3 separate regions of the Mus musculus genome follow, and all the other regions are linked to region 1. The links are chromatin loops, found by intact Hi-C in ENCODE. Cell type or tissue: heart. All regions are shown on one strand.

Evidence for each region. A loop is a pair of places that touch in the nucleus more often than their neighbours do. Peaks named below come from ENCODE experiments on the same cell type or tissue, not always from the same donor. Only the 100,000 strongest peaks of a DNase experiment are listed, where the experiment ranks them.
Region 2: a loop joins it to region 1, with 2.9 times the contacts of the local background. A loop is called at or near these places in 5 of 42 quality-filtered maps.
Region 3: it touches region 1 in a loop (3-fold over the local background); 10 of 42 quality-filtered maps call a loop at or near these places.

Annotation. Positions count from the first base shown.
Region 1 is chr15:35,291,122-35,299,121 of GRCm38, forward strand. It overlaps Osr2 (odd-skipped related 2), which reads left to right and starts at 4,977. Exons shown (of 4, transcript NM_001368665.1): 1 at 4,977-5,346. Gm52178 (a long non-coding RNA gene) reads right to left here and starts at 4,913. Exons shown (of 3, transcript XR_003951500.1): 1 at 3,687-4,913. In heart, a CTCF peak has its summit at 1,935 (motif pointing right); DNase peaks (open chromatin) are centred at 1,930, 4,890, 5,290 and 5,760; H3K4me3 peaks cover 4,937 bases; H3K27ac peaks cover 631 bases; H3K27me3 peaks cover 4,245 bases.
Region 2 is chr15:35,931,522-35,939,521 of GRCm38, forward strand. Cox6c (cytochrome c oxidase subunit 6C) reads right to left here and starts at 6,725. Exons shown (of 4, transcript NM_053071.2): 1 at 6,604-6,725; 2 at 5,634-5,763; 3 at 3,764-3,892; 4 at 455-576. The coding sequence starts at 5,750. The coding sequence ends at 3,779. In heart, a CTCF peak has its summit at 3,187; a DNase peak (open chromatin) is centred at 6,670; H3K4me3 peaks cover 2,025 bases; H3K27ac peaks cover 1,296 bases.
Region 3 is chr15:35,152,122-35,160,121 of GRCm38, forward strand. Stk3 (serine/threonine kinase 3) reads right to left here and starts at 3,685. Exons shown (of 11, transcript NM_019635.2): 1 at 3,406-3,685. The coding sequence starts at 3,431. In heart, no CTCF peak of the experiment used is centred here; a DNase peak (open chromatin) is centred at 3,710; H3K4me3 peaks cover 2,131 bases; H3K27ac peaks cover 1,412 bases.

The DNA of each region.
Region 1 (8,000 bases):
CTGCTCAATGAGAACAGATAGGGAATCAGGGTCCTAGCGAGAAAGCCTGAGCTCTGCAGGGAAGTGGATCCCTTTGGCCTGAGATTAGAACGTGCTGTTTATATTCAGAGTTTAGGTACTCCAGAAGAGAAGAAAATCATTCTGTGCTCCCTAGAGAAAGGCAAAGGACTTGATCCAATCTGAAGGTGGCAAATCAGCAGTTCCAGAATGAAGACCCGTGCACTGGCTTATGTGGCCTGGTGGCTAGGCAGTTTGGAGCAGCAAGATGAAGAATGTGAGCTGTTTGGAACCAGTGCAGCAAGACGAGTAAAGCTGGATGTGTAGACACGGGCTCTGGGTCTTCAGTTGTCATAAGCAGCCTCCCCGTAGCCCTGGAACACAGCAGCCCAAACCCTTACCCATACTTCATCCTACCTGTTAAGATGTTTCACCCTATGCCATGTCCTGTGACCTACTGCTGAGAGGGCATGCAGGGCAAGGGCAGATGTGTGTGGAAAGGTACCCAGCAGATAAGTAGAATCCCCAAGAGCTGGTGACAGAAAAGAATAGCATTTGCCTAGGTAAAAGGAGTTGATGAGCATCTCAGAGACACGGAAGCTAAAAATTGAGGTGAGAGTTCTGTTTACTTGGTTCCCAACAGAAACATATTTTGAAGTCAAATGGAATCTAGTATTAGATTAAAATTTTGGTGGCCAGCAAAGAGACAGACGCTGCTATTCTCAACAGGTTTCCAAGGATTTTGAAGTAAAGCCAGAGAGTGGCCAAAGGACTAAACCATTGAATGAATGAACAAGCTGTCCAGGCCAGCTGTTTGGATAGTATTTTCCCTAGGGAAGGAAGAAAGGAAATGGGGGAAGATGGAAGAGAGGGAAAGGGAGAGCCTGAAGAGTGAGCACAGCTTTCACCATTGCTTCCAAGTGTCAAACTGATCAACTTCAGTGACTCTCAAACTTTGCATCTATTCACCTGGAGGACTTAAACACAGTTTTCTGGGGTCGTTCCCAATTCTGACTCAGGTGGGGCAATTCATTTGGCCTCCCTAAGAAGAGCAATCCATGCTTAATAGACCCCGCTGAGAAACATAACTGCTCCTACTGGATGTGGGGAGCTGCAAATAGGCTGTCTTTGCCCCATTTTAGAAAAACAAAAGTCAGCAGCAGGAGAGTAGCTGCTTAGCAGGAGAGTAGCTGCTTAGCAGGAGAGTAGCTGCTGAGCAGGAGAGTAGCTGCTGAGCTCAGGTCAGGAGGATTGGAACACACTGCAAATCAAGATTTCCTTCAGAATTTTCCATCGTTTTAGTATTAGGAGACAAGCAAGCAAACGTGTGTATGCATGTACACACACACACACACACACACACACACCGACCCAAGACTTGCAAGAGACCAGCAGGAGAGCATTGAGCCTCTCCCACCTTGCTGACAGGTTGCTGGGATTGGCCTTGCTCCAGCTCCTGGGGGTTTGGGGGTGGGTCGGGGAGACAGACTGGACCTCTGGGTCTGCCTCCCAGGCTTGGTCATGGTCACATAGCTTTCCCTGAGATTCCATATTTGGTCTCCCCAAGCTGCTCCCAAGTGACCAGGTGTCCCTGTTGCTCATTGCCAGAGGTATGTATGTATTGTGCAGACTCCGGTGGGAAGAAGCTAAGTGGGGGGCATAGGGACAAGGAGGGTGCTCCTGGGTCCAATATACACCCCTCATCTCTCTCTAGTGGGTAGGGTCCAGCAAAGGGCATCTGGGGCTGATTTGGGATAGCCAGGGCAAGGAGTCATGGCTGAAGGATCGGTCTAGCAGCCTGCTGCACACAGCACACACAACTTTTCCTCTCCTGCAACAGGCTCGGGTTCAAGCCAAGGGAACCAGGCAGTGAGATCACTGGAGGCCACACTCACATCCTGGAACCCATGCCACGAAGTGTTCGCCCTGTGCCTCCAGGGGGCGCTGCGGTCCTTCTAGCGGACTGCAGAGCTATAGCCTGCCGGCGCTTTCCCATCGTGTCCCTTTGGACAGCCCGAGACCTAGCCACGATTTTTTAAAAGATGGAATTCTTAATCCTGGTCCCTCCACCCTCAGCTCCGTGTCTAAGACTCGCAAGCCTCTCCGCTCGCCTGGCCCCTTCACCGCTCAGTGACTGGAGTGCATGCACTTTTAAGTCGAGCTATGGTCAAGTCATCCAGGCTGCAGAAAAACACAGCAAAAGGTCGCTGTTCCGCAGAAGCTGAAGAAAAGCAGGGAAGGCGACTCATAGAGGGGTCCTAGGGAAGAAGATACAGTTTCCATAACTTGGTTTTAAAGCGTCCAATTTATTTAGGCTGTCTGCAGCACGCAGTCAACTTCAGGGTGTCTGTGTCTGACACCTGCTGGCTCCACCCGCAGACTCCTGGGTGGGCTGGGGACTGCGCTGTGCGCGCGTGTACACACACACACACACACACACACACACACACACACACACACACACCAGCTCCTCTGCTAGGCCTTTTCCCCTTCCTCCCATACCACAAACGTTGGGGCAGCAACCGTTCAGCCCGCTCCAGGTCAGCGTGTCCCTGTTGTCGAAAGCCCAGAGCCGTGAGGACTGAAGCTGACCCGATCCACGGATAAATGAGTAAATTGGCAGCTGAAACCCGACAGGGAGCTGGGACAGCTCCGCGGAGACTCGGACCTGGGGGTGCAGCTGGCCTGCGGCAGACTCGGCTTCTGCACGCCAGGACACCACGGCTCGTTTGGTGGCCGGGTGGGCCAGTTTTCTGCAACGAGGCTTATTGCAGGTCTGTCTACCTGGTGAGCCGGCTCTCTCAAAGCGTGCGGACTTGCCGCCCTCCCACCCCCGAGGTCTGAGCGCGGAGAAGTTCCGGTGCGGGTCCCAGGTGGCCGCCCAGCGGCCTAGAGAAGCTGCGGTTCCGAGCGCGCTCTACTGCACCTGCCCATGCCCGCTGCAGGGCTCAGGCCGCCGGGCCCCGCAGAACCGCGCTGCTACCTGCAAAGATTCTCGGAATCTATCCAACCTTTTTTTCCAGCTGCGGCGGAGCTCGGGCTGGGTTGGGCTAGAGTTCTTCCCAGGCTGAGAAGCGCGAGGTAAACGTGTTTACAGCAACAGGCTGGCTCAGGGAGCTTTCGGAAAGGGGGGTTAGAAATTCCACGGTTTTGAAAAGCGAGAGATTCAGTACTCAATACACACGGGCCCAAAGGTGCGAAGCCTGCTGATGCAGAAGTTGCCTCCACTTTAGTGCAAGGGAACTAGAAAGCACTGGCTCAAAGCTCAGGTCACCAACGGTGCGTGTATGTCCTGGGGGGGTCTGAATGTAAAGAAAGTTCCCTCCAGTTCTCTAAATTGAGAAAGGCTGTTCGAAGGAATGAGGTGGTTGGAAAGAGGGAACCGCAGGCATCCTGGGAGCTGAGGCTCAAGACCAAGCGCTAAAATGAAAGCACCCTATGGAACTCACTCGAGAAACGGTTTTTTAAACCCCCAACTCTTCCTAGGCGTTCTCCTGCGTCCATCAAATTTATTCTGAAGTAGTTAAGCACTACAGGATACTGAACACTCCAGTCTCTGTCCCAGGCTCACTTCCTAATCCTTGCGAACCTACAATTGGTGAAGATGGCCTGCTAGTCCTGAATTACGTTTTACCAAAGAAACGAAAATTAATATTCACCTTGACAAAAATAAAACAAAAGGCTTTTACCTTAATGGGATCGTTTCCGTAGTGTCTGCCTGCCTTCCTGCTTGGTCTTTGACGATTCGGCTCGGCTCGTAGCTTTCTGCTTACACCTATCCATCTCCTCACATAGTTGAGGTTATTGTAATTGTCCTTTGAGGGGGCGACCGAAAAGCATCTTTTGGTGAAACACGTTTGAATTGTACAGTTCCTTTAAAAGATCTATGGTTCTGCAAGCACCAGCTAAAGTGTCCTCAAGTGGTTTGGGACGAGGGACAGTTTGCTTAGTTCTGTTCCGGCGGCGCGTTGCGTCTGAAAAGAAGTTGCTTCAAGTGGATCTTATCGTTCCCTGACATCCTTTTCCAGAGGGACTGTAATACCCTCTCATTTACACGCTCACAAAACTAAACCTTTAGGAGAACTAAGAAACCTAACAGTACATGTCAAATTCAATCAATTTTCCTGGCGGCTGAACAATGAACTCAATTTTTGCTGAGAATGAAGATAATGCACGTTTTGAGGCACTGGAATAGTTTTTTCCTAAAATTTAAAAAAGATTGTTCTTCACCCATTCCAGATGGGCAGGTTATTGTTTGCCAATGGATTGCAGATGCCCACTCCTTTGCCTAAGTTGGTTAACTGCTTATGAAATGTACATTAGCTGATTAAAGCTTAGATATTGAAAGAAATTTCTCCCGGAACATCCAGATGTCTCTGCACTAATTATGAAATTAGTCAATTGTCACCTTCATAAACAAACTTCGTTTTGAAAACAGGGAGGAAACCAGACTACACACATAGTCACAATTGACCAAAAGTATGGGCAGAACTGTTTTACATAGGAGGAAGGGCGGTATATGCTGGAAAACAAAATCTAAAACTGATAGCTTTGGCCCTTTGAAGCAGATGATCATATTAAAAGTGTTAAGATGTGTAAAATGACGCGACAGCTAACCGAGTAAAAGTACGAAATGCCCTTTGGACTTCTCTGCGGGCTTGGGGGAGCAAAGATCCAGTAGTCGGACTTCTATCGGTGTGAGGAAAGTGTCATCCAAAAAGAGGGGATGGGCGTTGTCTTTGTGTGAGGTTTGAATTGAGTCACCTTGGGCTCTGTGTCTGGGTTAACTGGGAAAACCTCAAGCAAACCTGCGCCTTTAAGACTCAGTTGCTATCCAAACACAAGTAAACAGAGTGGACCATTAGCGGGCGCCGGGCTTGGAGGCGGAGCCTGGGCGCTGCAGCCTTGCTCCTCTGCAGGACGCCCGCCGCGAGGGGAGGCGGGGCCGCTACTAAAGCCTTGGACTCCGGGCCAGGGGCAGCCTGGGGCGGGACGCGGGCTGGGACGGAGCTCAGCGCGCTCGCAGCCGGAGGGTGATGGCCCTGCAGGGCTGCGGGCTCCGACTTTACCCGCAGTCCGCGGTCAGAAACTGGCCCAGGCACCGGGATCTGGGCGAGCTCTGAGCACTCATCCCAACACGCTCGCTCTTTACACATCCCGCTTCCACGGACTGCCGAAGACCAATTACCGCTGTCGCTTTCGCTCCCCCAGATCATGTTCTCGGTTCCCGGGACAACGCGCCGAAAAAGAAGTTCTCCCAGTTTGGACCTCATGACCTTTCCAAGCTGTGCGTCCTGCTGTCCGGACCTAGTCTGAACCGCGCTGCCCAGGCAGACATCGGTTCTGGCGGTGAGTGTCCTTTCCAGGGCCAGGCTGTAGCCTTCCAAAGGAAGGGAGGGATGTGGGTGCTCAAGGGGCGCCCAGGTTCTCAGTCTGGAGCGCTACAAGTTCAGAAAATGAAAGGCAGCCGTGCGGACCCTAGTCCCGGGCCTCGTGTTCTGGCCTCCTCCGGTCCCTGCACGCGACTCCCAGCTAATACACTCAGTTGTACTTTTGTGCGCTGTCCCTTAGTTTGGTTTTGGTAGATTTACGCATTCGGCAAGATTTATAAAGGCCGATCATCGTACTTTGTGGCCAGATCCCATCACCCCGTGATATTGCTCCCCTGCTCTAGAAAGCGGGATCCACGCTTCCTCCTACTGCAGCTCCGGCACTCAGCACGGAAGGGCCGGGACACACGGTGCAATCAAGCCAGCGACTCCGAAGGCGCATTTCACAGGGGAATAGTCCAGTCATGGGTGATTATTTTTTCCAACCGTGTACTGGCCTCTTGCTTTTCCTCCTGCTCCGGTCTTCGCCCAGAGGCCAACAGGCAAGCTTCTCAGGAGCTGAGACGCTTGGGTTGTCGAGAAATAGCTCGGAATGGAGTCGCGGTTGTAGGAAGGAGGCAGGACAAGGTGTTTGTGGAGGCAGCAACGCTGGATCGGTCTCCCCACCTGTGAGCAGAGAACAAAAGAGTTCTGACTGCTTTCGAAGCGAAACTGGGTGCAGACAGCAACTTTCTCTGCTCCACAAATTCCAGTCTTGAACAGAACAAGAAAATGAAATGGAGAGGGAGGGAGCGGAGACAAACCCAGTTTATGCGGAGGGCGCCTTAATTTAATTAACTCTTCGGGAAGGCAGAGGCACGGGGAAGGGGCAGAAACTTCGTGCCCCCCCCCCACTTGACCAAATTCTCCTCCCCCACCATGATCGTAGATCTCTTTCTACTATAGCTCTCTGGCTTTTACACAGTTCTGCTGTGTTTGAACTGAAAATCAGCGAACATAACCATTCATCCATCTGTCATTTTACTCAGAAGCCCATACACAGGGTCTAGCAGATAACGCCGAACGATATTATTATTATTATTATTATTATTCAATGTAACATCACTATTACCAACGATTGGAGAGTCTTTATCAAATAATCAGGACCCCTGTGCTCTCCAGTGTTTTTAAAGTTTTACCAAACTGAAATTAATATGTACTTTGCTGACAGCCAGCGAAATTAAATTTTACAAATCGTCTAACATGCCTGAGAATTCCATTGAAAACCGATGAAAGAAATGTAGCTTTCTCTCCATTGAACCGTTTATGACTTTTCATGGTTTAACTTTCCTCGCAAAATTAAAGGTAACCAGTGGTCCGAAACATGCTAGTGGAGAGATGACAGCAGAGGGCCCATAGTTAGTGCCTGAGATGGAGTAAGTCCGCAGCCCCAACAAAACGAAAGTACCTTAGTTCCATGGGTTGACTTGAGCGATGATTTGACTTACATTGCTAGAGACTAAACAGGGGCGTGGGAATCTGAACTCTCTGGTTATTTATGTTTGGTAGGTGTTTAAGGGCACTCTATTTGTAAAGAGATATCAGAGGGCAGACTGGCTTGCTCTTCCTCAAACCAGATGACTCTTCCTTGCAAAGAAAGCAAACTTTCTATGAAGTGGCAATTTGGGAGTAACAGAAATTATAAGTCTCCTTTCTGCAGTATAAATCATTGGGAAGAGAAGAGTGGCACTCGGATTTCTGTAGACAGAATTAAGATTGTGACCTTTATGGCAAAGTTAACTTGGAGCATTTGGAGTCAGAAATCATCAATTTTTATAGTTGTTCTGTTGTATAGTTGTTCAACAGAGCCATCCTGCCACCTCCGTCTATTCTGAGAACCATGCATTGCCTCCTGCATTTATTTCTAAGAAATCTAGACTGAGAATAAATCCAGATAATCATTTTGATTTCCTCTCCATGCAGGAGAGAGGCTGCCTTTCGACACTAGGGGGAAAATGGTTTGACTTTCTGGAAAATCCTTATTACCTACGGAGACGGAAATAAAGATGAAATTTATTGTTTTTAATTGAAGAGTAAACAGTGATGTTAGTAGAATCTTCCTACACACACACACACACACACACACACACACACACACCATAGGAGAGGGGTTCAGTGTTGCAGCTGAACAGCAGTGAATAGTGATTTGTGTGGTGGGAAAGTTATTACTAATGGGAGTTTACAGTTTCGGTTGAATGCTCTGACTGAGACCCTCCGACTGTTAGACACTTCTCATTAACTCCCAGCCTGAACGCCCAGACCACATACCACCAGGCAGAAGCAGTTCATTAATAAATCTCTTGTCTCCAAACTGTTCCAAACAGTGGAGGAAGGAGGGAGTCCACGGAAGCAGCTAGTTTCAACCTTGCGAGAGCGCTGTGTCATAGCGCAGCCCTCTAAGCCTGCTGGCAGATAGAGTCTCAAACAACCCTTCATAAACGCTATGGGGCAGAAAATTCGGTGCAGAAAGGATTGGGTGGGCAGGGAGAGTAGGGCAGGCCCTAGCGCCCCCCTGCCTACTCCAAAACCTCAGGTGTCCCGGTGTTAGCAACGCCTTTGGACGGCTTTCTTCCTTGCCTGGCGAAGTTCTCAGCTCTAAACCCTGCACCTGGGAGGCCACCCTAGGCGGTGCTG
Region 2 (8,000 bases), 640 kb after region 1:
TAATAAAAATAATTTTTCTAATAGTACGTCAATTAACTTTCTTTCTGGTGACAACAGCAATACCAAAGACTGGCAGTGAAATCTAAGGACAGATTTTTATAGAATGGCATCTCTTGGGCTGGAGTGATAGCTCAGCCATTAAAGGCTAAGCTCACAACCAAAAATAATGAGTTGGCATCTAACCATGTATTCCAGGCTGCCCTGAAACTCACTCTACTGGCCTCCAGCTCAAGGTTCAGTAACATATCTACCTCTGCCTCCTGCAAAGGCTGATTTTAATGATAGGATTGGAACATCAAGACCAGAAGTACAGATGCTCATAGGTACTCCAGGACACCAAAGCCAGGACCAGATAATTATAGGAGTTGTCTTTATAATATTTATCTAGAATTATAAGAACATTAGGCGTCAGGTATTAAAGGCTCTGAATTATCATTAATAACCAAGCAAAGACTTACTGTCCATATAATTACTGTTTATTGAAAGAAACTATTCCTTAGCCCACACATATTCATGTTTCATAGTTCAGGAGCGCAGGTCAGCAATGAACTTCTTTGGAGCGCAATCCAAAGAATTCTATGGAGAGAAACACAATAGCTTTGTGAATGATAAACAATCTTTATTACTACCATCCATAAAGTCTAGTCCTACTAGACTGTAAACTTTCTAAAATGTAAAAACTACATCTCAATATAGTCAACTGCGGATGAATCTATTACTAACCTGCACTTGATGAAAAACTGAAAGCTTTTCCTTTAGAATCAGCAAAAAAAAAAAAAAAAAAAAAAAAAAAAAAAAAAAAAATGCCAATTCTTGCCAACATAGTATTAAAGTCCTAATCAGAAAAATCAGTTGAGAAAAAGAAAATACACCCAAAGGAAGTAAAATCTGTAGGTAATATTTTATAATGTAGAAAATTCTAATAATACACACAGAAACAGAAAGGTTAGAATGAGTTTTACAAAGTTATAGGGCATAAAATTGTAATACACTAAAGTAAAAATAAAACAATTCTATTTATAATTACTTTGAAACTAATAGAACACTTATGAATAGAATACTGAGCAAAGATATAAAGTGCTGCTGGAAGACTGCAATATTGCAATAGTAAGATGTCTATACACTCCAGAGCAATCTACAGATTAATGGAATCTTTATAAAAAACCCAACCATTTTTTGTAGAAAAAGAAAACCCGCTGGGCGTGGTGGCGCACGCCTCTAATCCCAGCACTCGGGAGGCAGAGACAGGCGGATTTCTGAGTTCGAGGCCAGCCTGGTCTACAGAGTGAGCTCCAGGACAGCCAGGGCTACACAGAGAAACCCTGTCTCGAAAAACAAAAAACAAAAAAAAAAGAAAAAGAAAACCCACTCTAAAATTCAGAGATTCTCAAAGGAGCTCAAATATCTCAACTGAGGGGGTTGGGGTGGAAGACTCATATATAATGAAACCTCTGTGGTACTGCCCTGATAAACAAACCAGGCTTGAGTGATGGTTCAGAATATGGATGCTTGCTATACAAGGATCCTAGTTCAAATCCCCAGCTCCCACATAAAGTCAGGCATGACAGTGCATTAAAACACCAGCATTGGGGGACCAGAACCAGGAGAATCTTAGGAGCTCACTGGCCAACCAACTAGTCAAGATGAAACAGCTTCTTGTTAGCAAAAGACTACCTCAATAGACTAATGCAAGAAGCAACAACAACAACAACAACAACAACAACAAAAAATCTGAGGGTCCTTCATTCAAAGGGGAAGGACAATTTTTAAAAAATATTTTTGGGACAACATATTATCTGTATACTAAAGAATGAAGCTGGATCTTGCCATTACACCATAAACAAAAATTATCTTAATACGGAGGACTTTTAGAGCAGTGGTGCTCAACCTTCCTAATGACGACCCTTCAATACAATTCCATCTACTGTAATGACTCCCAACCATAACACTACTTTCATTGCTTCTTCCTAACCATAATTTGGCTGCTGTTGTGAATTGTAAATACCTGGTATGTAGGTTCATCTGATATGAAACCCCTAAAAGGGTCATGACCCACAAGGTTGAAAAACACTGACTAAAGAGGTGCAGCTAAATTAAAGCATACACTTCATACAATCCCCAGCACCAGCAAAAAAGAAAGACTCAAAGACATAAAAAGCATTAAGACTCTTGAAAGAAAGTGTTTAAGATACTGGATTTGGCAGTGATTCTGGGATGGCCTGTTTGACAGAAATATAAGGGAACAACTCATCTAAAGTAAAATTTAAAAAATAGTCAGCAGAGTTGAATAAAAGAATCCCCAGGATGGAGAGCTGGCCAAGTGGCTAAAGCACAAAAATAACAATAAAATCCAGAGTTTGGATCCCCAAAATTTATATAAATGCCTGACAGACATGGTGGTTCATCTGCAATTGCAAGAGTAACCTGGTTAGCCAGCCTAGCCTCATGAGAGGGCTCTGGATTCAACTGAGATCCTGCCTCAATACTATAGAAAATACTAAAGGAAAGTACTCTTAATATTAACCTTGGACTTACGCACGCACACCCTACATACATATGAAAGGGGAAAATCCCCAGTATACCCAAAGAATATACAAAGTGGCCAATAAGTACATGCAACACTCGAAGCTACAAATCACTAGGAAGCGCAAATCAAAACCACCATAAAGTATCTCAACCCACTACCAAAAAACACACATACACTGGGAGTGAGTGTCGGGGAAAGCACCCTCACAGGGGCAGGGGGAAAAGGATGGGATAGGAGGTTTCCAGATGGGAGACCTGGAAAGGGGATAACATTTGAAATGTAAATAAATAAAATATCCACTAAAAGGGAAAAAACAAAGATAAAAAAATCTACACACACACACACACACATATATATACATGTATATACACATATATATGAGTACATGTATGTATGTATATAGAATAAGATGTAGTCGATTGTAGAATGCTTTCCAAGTATGCACAATACTCCAGGTTCAATTCCCAGAAACAACATACAATGGAGTATTTTCAGCCTTAAAAAAAGGAGGGAATTACTGACATGTAAAATGTACCCCCACCCAGCCCTTAAACAGGCTGAGCAGTTGACTGCTATCACCAGGAGATCATCGGGGGTGGAGCCTGCCACCCTATCCTTCTGCCACTCCCACTGCTACTACCGCCACCTAGCTGTTCCAGAGTACACACGTGGTCACCTACAGCTGGACTCTGAAGATGATTTGGCGGGAATGGGCCCCTCCCCCTTCCTTATAACCTCAGTTTCTGAATATTAAAATTGATCAGAATCTCTTGACTTAGCTCCATCAAGCCGCCTACATTCCCTCTTTTCTTCCAGATTTCAAGATGCTTTCCAGGCTCGAACCCGGACATGTGAGCCGCTGGCCGGCCTCAACAGTAAAACACTGTACTAACTGAAATAACTGACAAAGGGCCAGCAAGGCGACTAGATGGGTAAAAGCACTCACCGCCTTAATCTGCCAACCCAAGTTTGTTCCCTGGAACAAACCCATATAATGGGTGGAAAGAAAAGCAATTCCAAAGTTTTTCTGACATGTATCCCATGCATAGAAGGAGAAAAAGGGGAAGAAGAAAAGCAAATAATGTAGTTTAATTCATAAAAAGAACTACTTGTCAGTCTGGAAGAAAAGCATGGCGGCTCTTTCCTAGACAGTAGCAGTTTTATAAGAACTGTACAGTTAAGATAATTCACTAGTTAAACATTTCTTAGACACAACTAAAAAGTAACTGTAATTACCTTTGCATTCTGAAATCACTTGGCACTCTGAAAGATACCAGCCTTCCTCATCTCTTCGAAATCTTTCATGGAATCATAATTTCTGTAGAATTCTGCATACGCCTTCTTTCTTGGCTCAGCCACGCCAAACTAAAAGGTAGCATAGCCCGTTACAGAACTTTCTTTTCAGATTATTAGAAATGCATAAAAACAAAATAAACTAAGAAGATACTTGTACTCAGTCTTTACTGAGCCCTCTTATTTCCTAGACAAGGAGGGGGGACACCATGAAAGGAAGAGTCTTGTGGCAACTATACAGCAAAAAGCTCCCTACTACCCTAGAGACAGACAACCCTATTCTGGGGTAGGGTTGTAGTCCACATTTGTGTATGTGTTTGGTAGAAAGAGTGTTAAGTTGGGGCTGGAGAGATGGCTCAGTGGTTAAGAGCACTAACTCTTCTTCCAGAGGTCCTGAGTTCAATTCCCAGTAACCACATGGTGGCTCACAACCATCAGTAATGAGATCTGATGCCCTCTTCTGGTGTGTTTGAAGAGAACATAAGAAACCCTGCCGTCGTCGTCCCCCCCAAAAAGTTAAAGATAGTACAAAATAAACTAATAGCCTTCCTTCTAGCAAACCATAAATATTGCCAGTCGAAATGTTAACATGGTAACATATCCCGGCTCAACTTAAGCAGACTGTGAATTTTAAAGAAGTTTAAAGCAAATTTAAAAGATATAAGAAAATGCCAGAAAGTTATAGGGAATTTACACTTAAACAAGAACTGAGTCATTTTGCAAATTAGGGAATGGAATCCAAAATGATGGCTGATTACTTGAAAGGAAGGCCTTTATTAATAAAACTGCTAACACAAAGAAAAAGATCAGGAAGAGCTATGTTCATGTGGCTGTGTCTTACATACAGAATGGTCAGCACAGAGGGAAGGAATGGTATTTGAGAGACCAGGTGGAGTTAAAGCAATAGATCAAAGGTTAAGCAATAGCCACAGCTACGGCTGGCATTTGGTGATCCAAATCCACGTCTGGAATATAAAACACGGTTTAGCTCATCTTCCCAGGTTCACTCATCGTGCACAGAACACAGTACACCTGTGCGTACTAGTCCACAGGTGAGGGGCTACAGAAATGCACAGAATCCTGCTATCTAATGAAGCAACACAGAAGTAAATTTACTGTTCCTCCTCCTTTTCAAATCCCAATGTCATCCAATAAAAGAACCAAAGGGAGGTTCCTCAGTGCCACTCTCTAAAGTCTGTTGAAGCCCACACTATATATAATAGTTAAGTTAGCATCTACATGACAGGGCTAAATGATGTTCAGACAGCTAGAGTTTTATGAGGCTGGTTTTGGAAGAAACTTGGCCAACAGTGATCCACTTCAGAGTGTAAACAGGTCACCCAATGCATAAAAGGACCAAATAAAAAAAGGTTAACCCCAAGACACATTTTCAATCTTCTTGAGCTAGGTACACCCATCTTCTTTTCCCAACAGACACCAAACCTCCTAGACTTCCAACCCTGGGACTTGTACCAGGACACTGGGATAAGCAGTTAAAACTGCTAACACTTTCCCCTCAAGGCTTCTGTATTGGGTAGTATACCAACATTCCCTTGGTGCTCAGATCTCCAGACTTAGAGTAAATTATAACATCAGATTTCTTGGTTGTCAGCTTTACCTTGATACCTGGGAAGAGGGAACCTGTAATGACTGTGGCGCATTTTCATTTGAAGATAGGGTTTCTGTTACGTTGAAGCCTTTGGAAGGTAAATGAGGGAAATATCTTGAAGATAGAGTTTCTTTTTTAAACAGCTCTTAACTAGGTTTAAAAAATAATGTTTTAAACGAACAGCTTGTGACCTAAAGCACATACCTTATAGGCAGCGGCAACTCCCAGGGCCACAATGAATGCGCCAGCAATATGAACCCGCAGACGCTTGGCCAGAAGACCACGCATCTGTGGTTTGGGCAACAGCGCACCGGAACTCATGGTAGCCAATGTCCTTTGCGAGTAAAACAAGGAGGGGAAAAAAAAAAGGCTTGTAACAGGTTAAGTGATTGAATGAACTCTACATGCACAACGTAGTTTAGTATCTACAATCGCGGCCTAACCCCTCCTGCAAGGTCAATGACTTTGGCAACTTCATCTTTGCCCGCTCCTCTCCTACGCATTTCCACTACCCGCAACAAGGCGGTAACCAGCAACAAACCGATGAGCAAAAACCATGACAAAAGTGTCCCCCATCCACAGAAAGGCAGATGCGACCTAGCTGTTGCCTTTTCAGAATTCACCCTTAGGAAGAAAAGCCTTCGGGGAGAACTCAGGTCACTGAAGCTGTGGGACTAGAGCCCAGCAAGCGCCCCGAGGGCCGGTGGAGCAGGCGCGACAGATCGGGGACCCTCCAGCTTCCCAATTCTACTCCCACACCAGGCCGACCACCGGGGCCCCTCGGTGCCTGAGTCCCCTCCAAGGTCGCACCCCTTATCCAACTGGAGCACCAGCCCCCGCAGGTCAAACGACCCAATCAAGGTCAACCTGGCCGCGGCAAAATACAAGGGGAAACGGGCCCGGCCGGCCACCAGCGAGACCCTGAGGCTCCGCAGAGCTCCTCCGGAGCCCTAAGAGCGCACGCGGGGAGATGGCGGGGCCGCCCGAGTTCAGGCCGGTCAGGCCCGCAGCCTCCTGAGGACGCGGCGGGGGCAACGCGCCCACGAGGAAGGCAGGCCCGAGGCTCCACTGGGCTGTGACGTGCAAGACATCCTAGTTCGCCGCCCCCACGAGAAGCCGAGAAACCCGCAGTTGTCAAACCCCAGAATCTCCTCTCTCTCTCCACCATTCTCACCTCTACACCAACGTCCTTCCCGGTTCTCGGAGAAACGGAGAGCCTTCCAGCAGCACGCATGCGCAAGAGTCGATGGAGGACCCGGCGACGGTGGCCTAAGGAGTCCAAAAGTATTCAAGCGCGCATCCAGCCGGTCACAGCTGAAATTTATGCCAGTTACACTATGTCTTTTTTTTTTTTTTTTTTCCCTAAACAGGACCTTGAAAACGAGTCCTGACTACCTACAAAGGTTTCTTCAGTAAATTACAAATATTAATCTTGTCCGGTGTTGTGAACTTATTAAGGAATTCGTATATATTTCACATGTGGGGAAAAAATAATATACTCTATAAAGGCACTACATCATCTGAGAGCTTTTTTTTTCTAAATGCCCAACCTTGAGAAAAGGCATATCTTGGGGGACATGACATTTGTGTCAAAGGATTGCCCAAACCACATGAATAAGCATTTTCATTACAACTACCTCGGCACAATAAACGCTTGGTTTTTGGCAAAGAGCGAGAAAGGCCAATTTCAGAGTTTAACATGTAATTTTAGAACCGATGCTGTGGAACAAACTAGAGATGTGATCCCACTCCACTGCCAGACTCAATGATCTGCTTAACAAATCGTAATGGGTATTTGTGTCGGGTTCTTAATAAAAAATAACGTGTGAACGGGAACAACAGGGATGTTTTTGGAAAGCCGACTAAAGATGACTTTTCGTGCCTTGGGACGTTTATCTTACTTCAGTGACATCAACTAGATTCACAGGTGTTACTTAAGTCAGCTGAGTAAGCCTACTTTATATATATGCAGGGTTTGAGAGGGCTTAGGAACCCTGCTTGAGCAGTGACACATGCACCATCACACTATATGGAGAATAACTGAAGGTGTGAAACCACTGAACTGAACCCATGGTTACAAAGAAAGGTTCACGGGATCAGAGTACCAGGGCTACGGTTAATCCCACCCGGTGAGAATAGTGAAAACGGCTACTGTAAGTTTTGAACCAAATTTAAAACAAGCTTTATTAAGCATTGGCCAGTTCAGTGGACACTGTCAGGTGCATACCTAGGAATCCCAAAATACATCGCCACATTACAACTCAGTCAGAGGCTTATAAAGGCAACCCCCAAAGGGTCAGTACTTCCCACCTTCGTCCAATCAGGGGCACGCTTAGATCCCAATGTATTTCCTTATGAACCTCCAGCCTACCTCCACCTGTGTGTGATCAAGCTTATCCTGTAAAGTTGGGGCAAGTGAGGTTGTTTACAGAAGAGAAAACACCATAGTTCACTATCTTACATAAGTAACAGCCCCCAGCACTCCAGAGATTATCTGCCCTTGGGCAAGTGAGGCTTACAGGTTAGAGGCATGTTTGATTGATAGATCTCTTAAGCCCAGTAATTTAAACT
Region 3 (8,000 bases), 140 kb before region 1:
TTCCCTCCTGCCCCCCCCCAACCTCCCTCCCCTTTGAGACAGTATCTTTCTCTATAATCCAAGCTAGCCTGGACTATACTGCATGTAGCCAAGGCTGCCCTCAAATCTATAGTGATCTTCCCTTCTCAGCCTATGGACTAGGATTACAGGCATGCACCAGCATAGTAAGCTGACACAAACTTTTTTAAAGGAACGGCACAGATCAAAGCAAAACTAGGCAAGCCCCTGCCCTACAGCCCAAATAAAGGCTTCATCTTGTCAGATAGTAACAGAATGAGCTGGGAGGAGACCACAGACTGGATATCTAACAGAGGGGAAAAGCCAAACCTGGAATGATATTTTAGCAAAATAAACTGGAAACTACATGCAGGAAAAGTAAAGCCAACTGTGTTCTATGGAGTCCTGGTTCTGCAAGACAGCAAAGGGACAAGCGTCTAGAAGCCAGGCCCCATACCCTGCCACTACTTCAAAGCACAGCCCTTCCACTGTCAAACAGTTTTTGAAAAGTGCAACACGGAAGTGCCCAGCTGGGAGGCACTGCTGCAACTCAAGTGTGTTAGTCCCTCTGAAATATAGTAGTCATCTTAAAAATGAGAAGGGGAAACAAAAAGTGAACCCACAAACTTGTTAATAGAAAATTTTCTGGGACCTAATGGGAAACTAAATAAAAGGAGGAAGGACTAGCCCCACATGAAAAAAAAAAAAAAAATCAAACCGTCAACTAAGAGCAGCAACTAATCATACTGGCTCAGACGAGAACAGCCCAGCTCTGCCATGGAAATGCTTCTGAAATACTAAGACAGTGATACTCCCGGCATTCCTACTGAGATTAGAAATGGTGAGCAGAGGGATCCAGAAGGTGTAGAAACAATGACCACTATGTGATAGAATTATAAACGGCACCACTCTACATAATAAAGGAATATACCACTTTTGCAGCCCATCACATCTGGTGCTCTGAGTTCACTTATAAATAAAATACAAGCTACCACGCTGAACTGAACATGCTGTGAAGCACTTCACATGAGCCCATTTCATTCCCATGATACAGTTTACAGGTGAAGACATTTACATTTAGAACTAGCATAGGAAGTGGTAGGGCCAGGATTATTATTTCCAAAAGTGAATACCCAAAGCAGGGTATGTAGCAATCTTATCACATAAAAATGTTTCAGATAGACCATGCAGATGAGGGTTCATGAGCCTTCTAAACAGCAGAACAAAATACCTAATGAGGCTCTGAGAACAAAAGCCCAACATTAAGTCACAATGAGTAAACTTCCTAGCAAACAATAAGATTTCAAAAATGGTAGTTATGCTTCATGATAGACAACAAAGGTCAAAGAGGCTACACAGAAACTCACTGTCAGTAACACACAAGCTTCAATTTGGTGAATTCCTAGTCTCTTCATCTATAAAATGAGATTTTATAATCTTTTTCTAATGCAACCTACTGCATAGAGTTGTTGTGAGGATAAACACTATTAATTTGGAAATGCTATAAAATAAAACACTGAGATACTAAGATATAAAAGATTAGCAGTCTGTATCTTTTGCTTATTGCAAATGTCTTCTTGTTGGGACACCAAGATAACGCACTAGATAAAGACACCGGCCACCAAGCCAGATCACCTGAGTTTAAGCCCCAGAACTCAGTGAAAGGAGAGAAACAACTCCTGTAAGCTGTGCTGACTTACACACACGTCATGGCCTGGGTTTACAGAAACACACACACATGAGGTGGAGGGCAGGGATACCAAATCAACAAAATGGAATTTTAAAAACAATCCCTTCCTGCACAGGAACTATATCCTAGTCCCAACTATTCCTGAGTCAAAGGCAGAAGGAGCTCTTAAACCCAGGCACTCAAGCCACACTGCACAACATATGAGGGGAAAAACAAAAGAACTAAAAGAATTGCATTTCTAGATTAAAATGAGTCTTTGAAGAAATGGAAATTTAAAATGTAAAGTTTTATGTGCAAGCATGGCTTTGTAAAGTATAAGTCACGATGGAATTGTCACCCACAACTTCTGATTGTCCAGGTTCACTAATGTCAAGTGCAGGCATTTTCTTACAGCTATAATGAAACTGATAATTTACAGTACAGCCAACCAGCACAGATCTTTTATTTCAATTCAGTCATTCCAGCTGGCCTATGCCATAGTCTCAAAGATCTCCCCTTTACTGCCCTTCCAAAACAGAAAGAAAAAAAAGTTTCAGGTTTTCTTCTGTTATTGTGGGGAAGGCGAGTATCCAGGGACTACCAGAGGAAAGACACCAATAACATGCTAGAATCTAACAACTGACTTGCTTCCAGGGCCCAGAAGGATAGCCTGTCCCTTCTGGGAAACTGTCCACATCCTCCCCTTTTTTGCATCTGAACAGATGGTTTCCAGAAACCAAGGCTCACATGTCTAATCACACAATTCACAACGGTTCTCAAAGTGCCTACCTTTTTAACGATTCCACCTCATGAGTCTAACACCTTACATCTAAATATCTCTAGATATTAGAGCACATGAAGACTTTAATCTTCACTATAGCACTCTCTTAGACAGTTTTGTAAATTATAAATGAAAGTGAGGTTAAATGTTTTACCCAGCGTCAAACAATTATTTTATTCATTCATGGAGAACAGGGAGAAGACATTATGAACGTTTATCAATGGACATTTAGTTTCCTAAGATGATTGAAATGATTAGTTCAAACATATTGTACACAGATGCATCCAATATGTCCATGATTAAACATAAACAATATATAGCATACCAAAGTATCACTGTTTTTATGTGCAAAACTATATGGGGGAGAGGTTCTAAGTTAACATTCCATCTATCTTGGATCCATAAATTCTTTAGAACTTTGGGGGGAGGGGGGAAACACCTGTCATTGCTGCACATCCATAATGTTTTACATTCTGCGTGGCTATTAATATACTTAATTCCTTAAACTGTAAATAAGCGATCTGTCTTCACAAAGTGAATGGTTATATTATTAAGAAGACTTGATCGAGAGAGAGAGAGAGAGAGAGAGAGAGAGAGAGAGTGTGAGAGAGAGAGAGAGAGAGAGAGAGAGAGAGAATAAGAGAAGCGTGCATTGATGTCCTTATCTCCAGGTTTCTGGAATTTACTACTCAAACCCTCCTAGCCACCAGAAGGGCCGGGAACCCAGCGAGGGCCACTCAATTTGCGGCGCACCAGGCCCTCAAGACGTCGGCACGGAGACTCGGCGTCCCCTCTGGGTCCCTGGCCTCGCAGAGGGACGGAGCCGAACGGTGGGCGCCTGGACCAGGCTGCGCTCAGCGCCGAGCAGGCGGGGACAGGGTCGCGGCGGCAGGCCGGGCCTAGTAGCCCCCGCCCCGCGCCGCTGCTTCCGTCCTCATCCCGCTCCCGCCGTCGTTACCTCTTGGACGCCGGCGGCTGCTCCATGGCGGCCGGTGGCAGAAAGAAGGGCCGAATGGACCGTGAAGGCCGTAGGGAGGAAAGGAGCCCGGGAGCAGCCGGCCGAACGCAAGGGATCACACCGGGAAACTCGAACCAACTTTCACGTAACTCCGCGGCGGATCTCCCTCCCGCTCCTCAACGCGGTTCCTCCCGGCCGCCCCGCCCCGCCCCTCGGCCGTGGCCTGCAGCTCCGAGCTGGTGGGAAGAGGCCGGCGCAGCGAGGGTGGGCGGGACGGAGCGCGGACAGGGAGGGTGGGCGGAGCGTGTCCCGGGAAAGTGGGCGGAACCTAGCGCGGTCCAGAAGAGTGGGCGGGCCCTAGCTCAGCCAGGGATAGTGAACAGGATGCGCCCTGGAAGGCGGGCGGGCCTTAGCAGGGCTAGGGAGGGTGGGCGGAGCGCAGCCCGGGAAGGGTGGGCGGGTCCAAGCGCTGGTGAGAGTAGTGGAGAAAGGCCACCAAAAGGAGTGCCCAGCTCAGAAAGAAGATGTCTTGCTACCAGAGTGAGACTTTGGCAACCCAAAAGCTACTGTGCTGGTGGAGGGGTGCTAGTCCACTAGAGATTTGACTCATTTCTCAGGATTCCCCAAGAATACATGCCAATCATCTTGTAAATCTGTTTGAAGTAAAACTGCCCTCACTTCCCTCTCTTGTCCTGTTTATAATTATTAGTTATTATTAGCTACGTTCCCCTGCCCCCCAAGCCAATTGGCATTTGTAACTATAGTAGTTGGGATACTTCTGGAAATTCTGGTTGATTTTGATTGTATACAAGCATAATAATTACAGTCCAATGACAGAAAATATTTACTGCAGTGATCTCTTGGTGCACAAATTTAGAACACCAGAGTCTTGCTGGATGCCCTGTTGGGTAACATGGAAAGCCCATGACTAGTTATAGTGCTTGGAAAAAGATACTAAAGGAATATCTTTCTTTTTTTCTTGGGTCCCCGACCCCGACAGCCCTAACCCCCATTGAACTTGACCCCTTACACATTCATTTGTCTACTATTTAACCATAAAATACACACACACATCTTCTCACAACTATACAAATGAGTTTGCTTATTTTTTTTTCTAGAATATTCTTTAAAACGAATTGGGCAAAGTTTTCTTAGAGGTTGGAGCCATGTGTATGAAGTCAATATTAGTCAAAATGAGTATCAACTGAAACTAAATAAGACACACACCTTGATATCTATTTCATCTACTCAGGACAATAGGAACAATAACAAAAACTAAGTGATTAAAATGTCAATACTGGGCCATGAGGGGGTTCTGTAAGCAAAGGCACTTGCCACACAATCCTGATGAGTCTACAAGTGTAAAGAGAGAACAGACTTTACAAAGTTGTCCTTGGCTTACACACACACACACCCTTGCCACATCTCTCTCACACATGCACACACTTCCACACCCTCATCATGCACACACACAGTAATGCCAGCCTTTATATATATGAGTATGCTGTAATTTTCCTCAGACATACCAGAAGACGGCATCAGATCCCACTACAAATGGTTGTGAGCCGCATGTGGTTGCTGGGAATTGAACTCACATCCTCTGGAACAGAAGTCAGTGCTCTTAACCATTGAACCCCAGTACCAGCTTTTAAAATGTCAGTACTGGGAATCACCACTGAAACTCTCCTGCCCACCTCGCATTCTCCTAACTTCCACATCAACCTCATTTTTTTCCTGTTTCAGCAGAAAGCATCTTGAGAAGTTCATCTCATGATTTTTTTTCAATTTATCAAACATTAAGATGGGCTCAGTTTATCATCCTTTACAATGGGTTCCTTGTCTTAGCAACTTTATCCTCCAGGAAGTCATCCCAGTCCAGCCAAGCACAGCAGTCAGTGGTGTTGGCGGCATATGCTTATGATTGGTGCTCTGTGCTGAACATTTTCTTCTCAGGCAGTCATCCAACCTAAATGTGAGTCATCTGAGAGCCAACCCATAGCATCCTCTCTCTCTGCTTGTCACCTAAGCAACAGCCTGACACATCCAGCTCTGGGCTGGGGTTTTGCTATCCAGGTTTGCAATCCTATCCTACTGTACCAGCTTCCTGTAGTGAATGCCAACGAGTACCGCGCTTCCCAGGCCACTTGTGCTTTGGGGATAAATGCAGGAGAAAGTCAGGAAGAAAGGAACTCGAATATTTGTTTATTCTTCTGATGATCATCTACTGAGGTCACCTAAAGTGTTCCTTTCAAGACAAGCTAACAACTTGCCTCCCTTGCCCTTGTCCCTCTGGGACTAGGGGTTTGTGGTGCTTTGAATGAGAATGGCTCACATAGATTCTAATAGCTCCTGGTTTTATCAGATTGTAAACTCATCCAAGATACCTCTGAAGACACCCTATAATTTCACCCATCAGAAAAAAGCAATGGAGAAGGGGTTTCTTAGCAACTCTTGAGAGCCTACATCTACAATTAATCAAAAAGAGAAGTTACAATGACTCTTCTCTTTCCTTTAATGTGACCAGTTATTCTGACTCAATCATGGACTGGTCTAGAAATCAATCCCTATCAGCCAGCTGAGTTAACCTAGAGTGTAGTCTCCTCTGTTACTGGAAAGCGAGTGCTTTCTATCAATTCTCAAAGGCACCCCATACACCTGGTAGCCAGACTTAGTGTTTGACCTTTGCCAATTAGCAGCTGAATTAAATACCTGGGACATTCCAGCAGACAACTTTAATCTTGTTGCTTTTAACTTTTGGAGACAAGATTGGTTGCCTTCACACAGGATCGCTTTCAACAAGCACAGCTATTCACTGTTGTAGCCCCCGAATTTCTGATGTTAACTCTCTGTGGTTAATTGCCCTGCTTCTTAGAAGCCTCACCAAAGAGGCTCCAGTGTTGTGTACAGATGGTTTGCCTCTGCATATTTTCCCACAGAAACCCCTCCTTTCTGTGACAAGCAGCTGGTTTCTGTGCTGCGTCCCCCTGCAGCAAGCCCAGGGCTCCCTTCCCCTCTCTGGCCTCTCTGAGAAAACCCAGCCCAGAGTTAGAATGGCACTGCCCATAAACCCCCCTTAATAAAAGCACCTGAGGGATCCAGATGCCAGCCTCCCTGCCTCTGCAACACCAGAATCTAGGCCTCCCTCTGATAAACAGCGGAGCTCTCTAGGTGCCTGTTCTTGGGACCTTAGAGAAATAACAAATTCAAAGAAGATTAAAGTCCCACATTTAAATCATAGGAAAAAAGGTAATTAGAAGTCACAGACAGTTATGGCTGGTCATAAAAATTAGTTCTTGATAACCCCACAAAAGACACTCTTTAATCTCCCTCCCAGATTCAGTTCCATCCCACCAAATGGTATCATGTTTGAGTTACACCCTGCTGGCTATCCCTGCCTCCACTCCCCTTTACCCTAGGTACTCAAGGAATCCCTAACTGCACTGTATATAAACTCAGTGCTTTCCCAACTCGTTATTGCATGCCAGTAGAGGCGGATGATCCGAGTCCAGACTCGAAATAAAGGCTCTCTTGCAAATTGTGGCAGATTTCGAAATTCTTGGCCTCATCTGGGTTTCCCGTGGACTCAGGGCATAATATTCACTATGGCAGTCATTCATCGCTATGAAGAAATGCCTTGAATGCGTATTCATATGTCCTTCATGGCTTTGATCTGAATGGGAAAGAGTATGCTTTTGAAGACTGGTGGCCAGAGACAGGTAACCTCCTTCTGGAGCTCCTATTGACCTAAGCCAGACACATACATCAAAAGCTATGTTTATGGTCCACTATGGGTAAGAAAAAGAGCAATATAGATACGGACCTAGTACAGGCATGGCCACCTAGCCACTCTATTCCCTAGATGGGATCATGGAAAACAAGTAAATCTCATGGCCCCATCCAGCTCATTTTTAAAAAAACAAAAAAAGGGGGAATTGTGCCCTTTCCCCAGCCCTGAGTAAGCTAAACAAACCCCCTATGGTTTTACAACCAGGCTGGAGTCACCTGGCTTCACTGCATTTGCAATTTCCTACAAGAGCTTTGAGGAGTTGACCACTTGCTTTGTAACTCAATCCTACTGAAACAAAGGATGGGTCTGTGGGTTTGGCCTATATAAATGCAGAGCTGAAAATTAAACTCTGAGCCTTGATCAGAAACCTTTGTCTTGGCTTCACCCTTCTCTTGACTGCCCGTCCTTTTTCAATTCCAGCCTCCCTTTCAGGTACCCAGTTCGACCAAAGCTGCTGGACAGTTACAACAGACTTTTCATGAAGTAGGAATTGTACTGGCTAGTTTTCTCTCAACTTGACACAGCTGGAGTTATCACAGAGAAAGGAGCTTCAGTTGAGGAAATGCCTCCATGAGATACAACTGTAAGGCATTTTCTCAATTAGTGATCAAGGGGGAAAGGCCCCTTGTTGGTGGGACCATTTTTGAGCTGATAGTCTCCGTTCTATAAGAGAGCAGGCTAAGCAAGCCAGGGGAAGGAAGCCAATAAAGAACATCCCTCCATGGCCTCTACATCAGATCAGCTCCTGCTTCCTGACCTGCTTGAGTTCCAGTCCTGACTTCCTTGGTGATGAACAGCAGTATGGAAG